Regions from separate parts of the Homo sapiens genome. Here region 2 is linked to region 1. A link is a loop called in an ENCODE intact Hi-C map of the cell type or tissue named here. Cell type or tissue: HepG2. All regions are shown on one strand. Links, peaks and the distances in the headings refer to the core of each region. The heading gives the core; the rest is flanking DNA. Region 1 has its middle 23 kb from the start of TPRG1. Region 2 has its middle 54 kb from the start of SST.

Region 1 (5,387 bases), core at 119-5,118:
TATATTTAGGGTCAAATTTGTGTCTCCAAAATACGTCTCTGATATACTTAGATTATGAAGTAAGAAGACTGTTGCTGGGATATCAGCTCTATCTCCCAACCCACATCAGCTTTTTCTATATTGGTGAGTTTCTAATAATACAGTATCTTATATCTGGAAAACTCACTTGCTTTTCTGAATAACTGAGCTTATTGAAGGACGACTGGTGTTAAGGGACCCACTTTGGAGGTGGGTTGCCATCTGAAGTGTTTTGCACAGGTCTTTCCACAAACATCTTTGGAAGAAAATGAGAGCCAGCACTGAACTTTTATTAATTGAAAATTACTCAGCAGTTTTAATCACTTATCCAAAGATGGAGGCTTTTGGGGGGTACCTGTGACAAAACCAATGAAATCCAAAGCACTGTCAGAAATGGAAGATCCTCGGGGGTCAATTCCTTCATTTCACAGATGGGAACACTGATGTCTTCTTGCACCGAGTCTTACTCAGGTCACACATGCAGGAGTTGGGAGATTTGGGGCTGTAGGAGAAATGTTATAACATCATCCCACCTGGCTTTATCCATTAACATCTGCTCATCTCTGCCCTCAGGGAGTCGTGGAGCTGGTTGAACAATACCAGACAGTACGTGGAGAGCCTTGCATTGTGTTCACCACCTCGCTCATTTTTATTCAAAATGATTCCAGAAAATCAATGTGACCATCTGGCCTCGGAGAAACTTCACTGAGGTCCCAAATGTCTTCAGTGCCCAGATGAATCCTTATAACTCTATTGAAAATACATTTAAAAAGCAGTTATTGATCATGTATTGTGATCCTGGTCCCAAGCCTCACACTGTCGTCTCCTTCCTTCAAGGAGTTAACAGTTTTATGAAGGGAAACAGCCATGAAAATGAACAGTCGCAGCTGAAGCAGGTAAATCAACAGTAGAAATCCACACAAAGATCTCGGCGCGGTGGCTCATGCCTGTAATCCCAGCACTTTGGGAGGCCGAGGCGGGTGAATCACAAGGTCAAGAGTTCAAGACCAGGCTGACCAACATGGTAAAACCCCGCCTCTACTAAAAATACAAAAATTTGCTCGGCGTGGTAGTGCACACCTATAATCCCAGCTACTCAGGAAGCTGAGGCTTGAGAATTGCTTGAACCCAGGAGGTGGAGGTTGCAGTGAGCCAAGATCGTGCCACTGCACTCCAGGTTGGGCGACAGAGTGAGACTCCGTCTCAAAAAAAGAAATCCCTACAAAGCCTGCAAGTTCACCAAGTCACTTCCACTTTACTCTCTTCATCAAAGGTAGTAAGCAGAACTGCATTTCCATTTGCTGTAATAAAACATAGAACAGCCCCAACTCATTAGTTATAAAGTGTGATATTCTGGGTTATTGTTTATCGAATTTGGCACTGGGTACATCAAAGGACACTGGTCAGTGTGCCCTCAGGAAAATAACAATTAACCTAAGTAAAGCAGGCAAGAGTCGATGCTAAAGTAGTTATTCAACCATGTGGAAAACACTGCGTACATAATCATGTACTGGGAAAAGTCATGCAATGAAAGTTAACATCTTTTTTTTTAAAGGCCTCCAAGAAAAGATGGGGGCTCTGGTTGGAAAGATGTGGCAGATGTCAGCTACCAGATGGCAAGAAGGAGGCAGTTCCGGACACAGGCTCGAAACAGAGAAGTTAGTGTGGGAAAGTGAGAGCAAACTGACCCCACCATGCAGAGAGAGTGGGCAAGGCGTGAGTAAAGACAAGGAACAAGAGAAAGAATGAGAGGAAATGCTGTTTGGTGGGTGGAATTTGTGTTTTGCCTCTAGAAGTGTTGTTCTGAAGAGGGCAGAAGATAACCACGTTGGCTGAAACAAAACAGTCTTTGCCCATCAGGGGACCAGTCACTCTTCATCAGTTCTTAACATCTCTCCTCTGGTGGCAAATGCCATCTAGAAGCTCCATGTCTTCACAGAACAGAAAGTCCTAGAGATCTTGATAACTCAGCCACTCATCAGAAAGCTCTTGAATGCTTTCTCAGAGTGCTGTTCTTGGAATGAAAGCAACAACTTTCGTGCCCTGAGTAAGATCAAACAACTTCTCATAACTCCATCATAGATTATCTGTGCTGCACATATGCTGTAGATACTTAACATGAATTAATACATTAGACAGCATACAGTGATGCTTAACAGACACTGCAGAGATGGCTGCTTTCTATCCACCTCCCTACACGTGTCCGTTAGCAATATAAAGCTAGGGGCCAGGGACCAGGTCATATAGATTGTTTGGGAACGTTAATTTATTAATAAGATAGAGATTACCATAAATGGAATCTTGAGAACAGCGCTGAGATAGAAAAAGATCTAGAACCTACTTTATGGATACCTATGACATAGGAGGGATAGGACGAAGCTGGTGCTAACACCAGAGCAGAGATAGTCACATTAGGTCAAGCAATCGCCCACAGCAGCAGTGTCAAGCAAGAGTCTGCTGAGCCTTAGGCATTACCCAAAGGCATCCGCATGTTCCAGGAACGGGAGAAATGGGATGGTGGAAGTTCTTCGGGCTCTGAATCCCCACTTCTGCTTTGACCAGAAGAACTATGGTTTTATCCATTTCACATAGTGGGTTTCCACAGGTGATTTCAAGTAATGAGAGAGTTCCAAATGTTTGAAAAGCGTGTGTACCGACACTTGTTTTTCATATTGCTTTACCACCCAAATCTGAATCCTTTATATTCTGGCTGTATAATCTAGAGCCGATTCATTGCCTGGGTCAGGCAGTCAAGGCCTCTCATGGTCTGGCTTAAACTTTTCCCAGCCTTTTTTCTATAGCTTCTTGCCATGCTCCTTACTTACCAGCCAGGCTGAACTAACAACTCACACCATGCAATGACCCATGATGTGCCCCTTGTTTAAAATAAACTTTCTCCTCCTTTTTGCCACAGTGCGAGGCATGCTTCCAGACTCAGCTCAAAGGTGGCTTTCCCTAAACTCCCAGAGAGAGGTCCTCTGCTTTGATAACACTCGGCACCTTTTCTTAAAATAGTACTTATTCAGTTGTAACCACGTGTTGGGCATGTCCGTTTCTTCCATTAGACTGTGAGCCCTTTGCAGCCAGGAACTGTGTTTTATACGTTGCTGTTTTGCTGAAGACTAGGAGTTGCCTGGCCCCTTCTAAGTTTAGAGTAAACTTTAAACTTTCCCATTAAAACGACAGTGACCAGTAGTGCCCACCAGATGGCAGTGTGTGGACATTTTTGCTTACCAATCAGGAGGGAGCAGAAAGGTTTTATAGCAACTTGCCTTTCATCTTTGTCCTTGCAGACAAACAAATCCTACAAACACCAAGACTTTTGACTGGGCAGAATTCACATCTGTGAATCAGAACCTTAGGCAGCCTTGTATTCCCTATATGCTGCTACTTTTTGAAAACACTCCTCTCGAAGATTGAGAAAGGATTATGCTGTTTGTGTTCCAAGACAGAGAAACTTAGGTTTGAATTTTATCTTCACAAGTGCAAGGTGACCATCTTTTCAGCACTTGGGAAGAACGACCACCCACATCCACTGACTGCTGGCGTCTGCTGAAGTTCCTTAACCTCCTGCCCACCCCCATCTGCCAGACTCAAGCAACAAGCAAAAGTCAGCCACGCATTCCATGCTTGCTTTTAAAATCACTATCTCCCCTGGGTTCCACTGGACAGCACTGTGCTTTTCAGGCCGGAGACCTACAGGTCACTTTTCCCTCTCTTCCAGGATAGAACTTAGAGGTACGCCCTAGCCTCCTTACCTGTGGGCCTGGGATGGTCTCTGGAACTTCTTAGAAGCAAAGGGGCTTCCAAATGGAAGACATCCTAGTCGAAAGGAAAAACAAAAAGAAACATCCCAGTGGGTCTCCCAGACGATACAAAACATTCAAAGGCAAGAAGAGTCTCAATTTCCACTTCTTTTCTGCCTCCGACATGGCTATTTTGTAATTTCCTCTGCTCTCTAACCAAGTGTTGCGTCTGCTGGTGTAGTAGTGCTACAGGTAGAGAGCAGGGAGGGGTGGCTGCCATATCCACCTGCATCCACAATGCTCCAGGTCCTCTAAACTCATCCTACCCCTATGGATTTTCTCTTTCTCCACTGCTAGAGCAGAGGTTATATTAGAATGTGAGGCCGAAAGATTCTGGAGAGCTCAGCTTCTTTTAACTAAGCAAGTCTCTTTTAATTCACAGGGAATCTCAAGGGTCTACCCTGGAGATGGGATCACTGGATAACTCTTCCCTCCTCTTCCTTCTGTAGATAGTGTAGTGGTTAAGACTCAGGCTCTGGAGTCAAACAGACCGGGGTTCAAATCCCAGCTGTGTCACTCCCTGAATCTATGACCTTGGATGAGTTACTTAGCCTCTCCAAATCTTAAATTCTTTATCAATAAATGGAGAAAATACATGTGGACCCCAGAGGGGACGCTGTGCAGATTAAATGATAAGGCAGGAAAAGTGTTTAGTGCAGTACCTGTGTCCATATACTAAATAATAGCATTAGCATTTGCAGAAGTACTGTGGAAAAGGCACAACTCTCTAGAAATGATTCTTGGTGTTACATTCAGCCCAGCTTTGGAAACCTCTAAGAACCAAACACCTCTTCCTAAATCATGCCAAAACTCATCTTTTAAATGAGATGCATATTGCTTTCATTTAATTACTTTTTTATTTATTAGCATTTATTTAGTATGTAAACTGTGGATAGCTCAGGGTAAGCAGTGAAGATACAAGAATATATAAAACATGGTCTCTGCCCTCAAGGAACTTGTAGTGTGTTGAGGAGATGCATCCACAGCAATTATAATATGGGGGATCAGTGCTCTAACATGGGTATGTACAAGATACAACAGACAGAGTGGGAAGGCGTCTTGAGTCCCTGACACTCTGTACAGGGCATTGCAGGTCCTTGCCTTCCTGGAAAAGTCTACTCCCAACAACATTTGTTTTTTTGAGAATCCATTATGATGTCTCATACGTCTAACCTTGACACTGGCTACTCTCTTTAAATGGAATATCTGCCTGGAAAATTCCTAGTAATTGTCTAAGTCTTCCTCAGATCCCTCAGAGAGACTTACGGGCGCCTTCTCTTCCTAACTGTGACCTAACTGAAGGTGGAGGTCACATCTTTATCCTTTGGCCACCAGCATTTAACTCACTGCCCAACATGAAACTGATCTTTAGTCACGGCAATGCATAAACAAAGCTTTAATACATTCATCATGCAACCAACACTGCCTGGTTTTTCAGTACAGGGAAAACCAGCTGATGTGATGAAGGGTCTCCTGTTCCACAAGCCACACAGATCAATGATAGTAAAGCTCTGACTATTACAGAAAAAGGTTTTAATATTATCCAGATTGTCTCCCTTTTTA
Region 2 (5,387 bases), core at 163-5,162, 1.5 Mb after region 1:
AGCTATTAATACTTGGATGACCTGGGTGATGTGGGTAGTTCAGGGACAGAGAAAAATAGGAAGACAAAATGTCATTTAATGTGTTCAGAGAATTGCAAGAATGAATGGGAAAGGAGTGGCGAGAGACAAGGCTGAGGAGGAGGGTAGGGGTGAACCCTAGCAGGCCTTTATCCTCTGGGCAATGAGGAGAAGCCAAGGATTTACTTTAAGCAGAGGAATGACATGATTCAGTTTGAACTTCAGCAGATTACTTTGGCAGCTGTGTGGGGAACAAATGGGGAATACATTGGGAAAGACAGAGGGAGAGAGTAGGTTGAGGTAGTGATAGTTCTGCTTGTTGTCTACACCAGACTGTTGGGAGATGCTGTGAGATGATGGGAAATCACTCGATAAATAGTATCCCTCTGCAGAAAAGACACATGTGCCATTACTTTCATTACACTTCACGACTTTGAGCGGAGTCAGGGAGTCACAGTTAAAAAGGAAAGGGACTGAAAAGGTGGTTGGTGGAAGAGTTAGAGGGGAGGAAGGGAGGGAGGCAGGAAGAGGACAGAGGAGTACTTGGTGTCAAATGGTGTTTAAAATATTCTTCTTGCATCACACTAGCTCTTAATTGGTACCAACCACTGAGGGGCTGATTGATCCCAGCAAGAGTCCAGCAAAACAGATAATTTCTTACAAGCATCTGAAATTCATGAACTCTGTGGGGTCCCACACACCAACGCTTTGTTGTTGCTAAAGTCTGAGACTTCCTTGAAGGGATAAGTATCCAGGGGTGGCAGGGTTTTTTATTTTTTCTTTTCAAAATGCAGAATATGTTTATGTAGTTAATGCCTGTGGTCTTGCTGAGCAGATGAAAAGACAATACAGCAAAGAGCTGGGCTACCAAGCTACTTATTAACGTAATGGACTCATTAAAGAGCTGTTATGGCTAGAAGGATGTGTGCCGTAAATCTAATTTTGCATTAAGGCCTTGATATATAAAAGACTTGCTTACCACACACTCAGGGTTTGGGTCAAAGGAAGTTACCCTCTAATGTTGCCTGTCATTTACAACTAGAACATGGGTTCTCTTCAGATTTCTTGGGCATTTATTTGCACAGTGGGAAGGCAGACTACACTTATTGAGAACCTAACTATGTGCCAGGTAGTTTGTCTTTGATTATTTTCCCTTAGAAGCCCTATCAGGATAAATACTTCTCTTTCTCAGATTTGAAAACGAACCAAAAAAGACTACATCATCTGTCCGAGGTCCCACTAGTAAATGCTTTGGAGAGTTATCTGGGCACCAAGACTACAGAGCTTTTGAGTTAAGGCATGGTTTTGGCTGCTCATTGAATTACTTTTACTGACATTGGCATAGTACAGACAAAGCATTTTATTTATTGGAAGTGTGTAGATATCGATCACAACAGTATGCTCTTTATGACGACTTTCAGGTCTCAATACTGGGATATACTTGCTGTTTCTGGAAGCCAGTTTGTGTTTGTCTCCTAGAGAAAACTTGATATATCAGAAAGTTGTGGAACTAATGCGCAAGGCCTTGGCACCCTGTTAGATTAAATAGGACATTAGGAAATTCTTTGCGGATGCTAACCCTACCCTGGGTTTCCCCTTATTTTGTTATTGAATGTTTTTCTAATCTATTTACTGTAACAACAACAATGATGACATACACAACAACAAAAACCTTCTCCTTATTCTTACGGTGTTGAACAGGCTGCCTCATTTTTCTCTTGGTGTGTTTAATCTTCAACTCACACATGCACACACACACACACATGCCTCTTTCTGTGCTGCTTTTTTTACACTATGCCCTGGGACAGATTGTGTGTATGTGCATTTGTGGTACAAGTGTCCTTATTAATTCCAGGTAGATCCATGGTGAAGGCTAACACATCCTGTTGAAGTTAGTTAGTGACTTTATGACAAATATCCGCCTGCTGTTAAAAATGTGATATCATGCAACACAATCTTTAGATGTTTGTTCTCGGTGACGTGAAAGCGAGTACTGATTTTTTTCTCCTTTGTAAACCATTTGGTTGTCATGTAGACTCAAGCCTTTTAAAGAGAATAACAGAAACACCCTGTTAATTTGTCATGGAAACGGATGAATCTGGACCTCACAGTCCATTAGGGAGACAGACATGTATGCAGATAAATTATGATCAACGTGATGCAATAAGGATACGATTCTAGTTATAGAGGACTACCTTATAGTTTACATCACTTTCTCGTATCTATTAGTTTATTTGATCCTCACAATGTGGTGGCCATGCCAAGAATGAAAATCCTGTTTCACAGATGGGGAAATGGAGGAACAGAGAATTACATGTCCTGTTTGGCCTGAGTCATAGTTGAGAATTAAACCAGTGCACTTTCTCTCTTACATAGTGCTCATTGCTTGCCGAGTCAGAAAGAGATTCTTTTATGCTTGACTCTAGGAAAGCAAGCAAGACACTAAAAACTTGATAAAAGAACAAACAACAGAACAAGTTGGTTTAATAACAGATTTATTTCCCGTGTCAAGTGTTCTGCCATTTTCACAATACTCATCAATTTCCCAGAGCATCTGAGCAGAAAGATCATCCATTCTGGCTTCTGTGAAATAGATTTGCATCTTGATTCTTTCTAGACCTTTCTCACAAAGAGTAGGCCCCATTTATGGTGGTTCCTCATTACTCGGATGGATGATGTGTTCAGCTGTAAGGACACTGTTATTATAAATAGCAAAATGGCAATTAATACTCTCCTCAACTCTTACGAGTTAGAAGCCTCCCAGGAACATCCATTTCAGGAACTTTCATTTCAAAGGAAATGCCGTCAATAGGAAATAGTTATTTAATTTCCAAGCAGGCTGAGAGCTTTTCTATTTAAAAGCTTCTACACAAATATAAGTGGATTATTATATTAATCATTTTTAATAAGGCAGTTGAGGCAAGAAACTGCCACAGAATAAAAACAAACCAGAAAACCCACCCCACATCAAGAAAAGCACGTTTTAGGCAAATCTTAACAAATGAGACCTTGAGTTTTGCTGCCCCCTGCCTGTGGCAGATGTATTTGCTAGGAAGCCCTGTGCCCTTATTTGGCCACCCCCATGTCTTGTAGTGCAGTAGAGAGAAGAACCATGAGCCTGGTATGGCAGAAATTTTGTGAAGTTTGGAGCCAGACTCTGAGACAGACTCTGATTATCAGAGAGTAATCCTTTGTGAAGATAATGTTACTAACATCATTGGACCAGAGAAAAAGATGCCTCTTTCTAGACAATCCATTTTCTCTCCATCAGAGTAGTTGCTGTGAGAAAAAAGGTTGTAAAGCTTTTGAAAGCAGCTAGCTACCTTGGAAGGTTTTATTCACTAAGCAAAAGGCAAACTCCATTTTGAAGTTGTCAGCATGGGCCAATAATGATATTTAGATAAACTCTACTACTGGTGAATTAAAAATTGGTGTAATAGATTTATTGATTTCCAGAGAGTTTCAACTGAGGCAGCTTCAATTTTTATCATTGGATTTCTTCACAAACTCTGTGCTGTCATCCCAGGTAAAGTGATCCCAGCTTAATCGACAATTGTCTTCTTATAGACATTTTATGTAGGAGATGCTGCTTATCACTCACAGCCACACTGCAAGGAGGACATAAATCTCTAGTAATGCATGTGGACCTTTTCACATACTTGAAGGGGGTAGATGCTCACACACATCCCAGCCCACTTCCTTTAGAACGCAACCACACACTGAAGAAAGAGCTATTTGAAGTGTAGAACTGCCCACTATGGGCTATTCACGAAACTTGCAGTGAGCCAAACTTCTCTTTTGCAATAATTTAATCAAATGCATGCAATGGTTTGTCTTTAGAGGACTTCAAAATGATGTCAGATGAACACTTAGGGATGCTGGCTAGAGGGTTCAACTCTAAGGTTTCCTCCAACCCTGAGGTTTTATTATAACATTATCCTATGCTTTCTAGCTCTAGCTCTGCTCTTGATTTTGGTAATCTGAGTAAATAAATTGGAAAGTCCTTTCTGACTTGAGAATTTTACAGCTCTTCTGTTCTTTGAGATCAGTGGAAAGCATTATCTTGCCGATAAATTCCTTGGAGACATGTCACACTCACCTTGGCACAATTGATCATTTCTTTCTTAATAGAAAGTCAACATTTTCTTCATGAGAAGAGTTATTGGTATAATATATTTTCTGAAATCTCCAGGACTCAAGAAATAAAAGATTCTTTTTCATATCCTTTCAGTATAAGGAAGGATTTCTTAATTATCAATATAAACCCAGGCCAGAAAATGGGGAATATGGAGATAATAAACAAAATTCACCCCAATTCCATCATCATAACCCAGCTATTAAGGCTTGTCCACCTTGTCCATGACATATCCATAGTGTCTTGAACAGTGCCTTGCCCATAATAGGGCCTTAGTGCTATTTGGTAAAGGAATTAGTGAATGAATTATAATTTTGATATATTTTCTTTTAACCCTTTCCCTCATGCATATTTTTCATAGCTATATTCATAACATTTATGATGGCTTTTGTACCTTGCTTTTTCTTTGTTTTATGTGCCATTATAGAAAACATGCTCACTGGGGCCATATAGTCCTCTTAATCATCGTCTCTAATGGCTAAGTAATATAGCGAGCACTTTCTAACGTAGCTGCCTAAAGATTCAGTGTGTTGCTTACAGAACTAGTGTTTTCCTTAACCCTAGCAGTGTTCACGCATAGGCTGGATACTCATGTATCAAGTATGAGTTGAACTAGATGCATGGCTTTAAGACCACTTTCCAGTCTAAGACTTACAAACTTTGAGGACCAGTCATTTTGCAAAAACTAACAGGCTTTCACAAAACATCACTATCAGGAATACAAGCATTTCCAAGAACCACCCCTTCCCACTCACACATCATATTCCTTGATACCCACTACTAAGTTTGTAATGTAAATTTGAAAAACTATGGAGCGTTACTTCCTTAGAAATAGCCACTAGTTCAGAATTTCTTTTGGATTAACAAGTAATAAGGAAATTCCTATGTGTCAAGTACATTTTGAGATGACTAAACCTCAATCTCTGATCTCAGAGTATTCAGTTAGCAGTTATTAACGCTGTATTAGACATTGAGCATACAAGGATGAGAAAATACCTCTGTCCTGTGGAACTCAGAATTGACAATGAGAGGAAGGAGTTGAGGACTGAGAATAAGAAAATAACCAAGAGAAAATAAGGTAAATGCTACAGAAGAGTCATGTGGAAGGGGCTGCCTTGACTCCCAAGAGAGCTAAGTTAATTCTGCATAATGGAGTAATATCTGAGGTCAGAAAGCCAAGACATGTAGACTAACAACATTTAACAAGGAAGAAAGAGCTAAATGTCTCAAGAGA

Evidence for each region. A loop is a pair of places that touch in the nucleus more often than their neighbours do. Peaks named below come from ENCODE experiments on the same cell type or tissue, not always from the same donor. Only the 100,000 strongest peaks of a DNase experiment are listed, where the experiment ranks them.
Region 2: a loop joins it to region 1, with 9 times the contacts of the local background. A loop is called at or near these places in 3 of 110 quality-filtered maps.

The regions. Positions count from the first base shown.
Region 1 is chr3:189,146,037-189,151,423 of GRCh38, reverse strand. It overlaps a transcript of TPRG1 not described here. Among named protein-coding and RNA genes, the nearest start is that of TPRG1, 23 kb to the left of the region's middle. In HepG2, for the core only: a CTCF peak has its summit at 3,223 (motif pointing right); a DNase peak (open chromatin) is centred at 3,233.
Region 2 is chr3:187,614,162-187,619,548 of GRCh38, reverse strand. No RefSeq gene overlaps it. Among named protein-coding and RNA genes, the nearest start is that of SST, 54 kb to the left of the region's middle. In HepG2, for the core only: a CTCF peak has its summit at 3,044; a DNase peak (open chromatin) is centred at 3,068.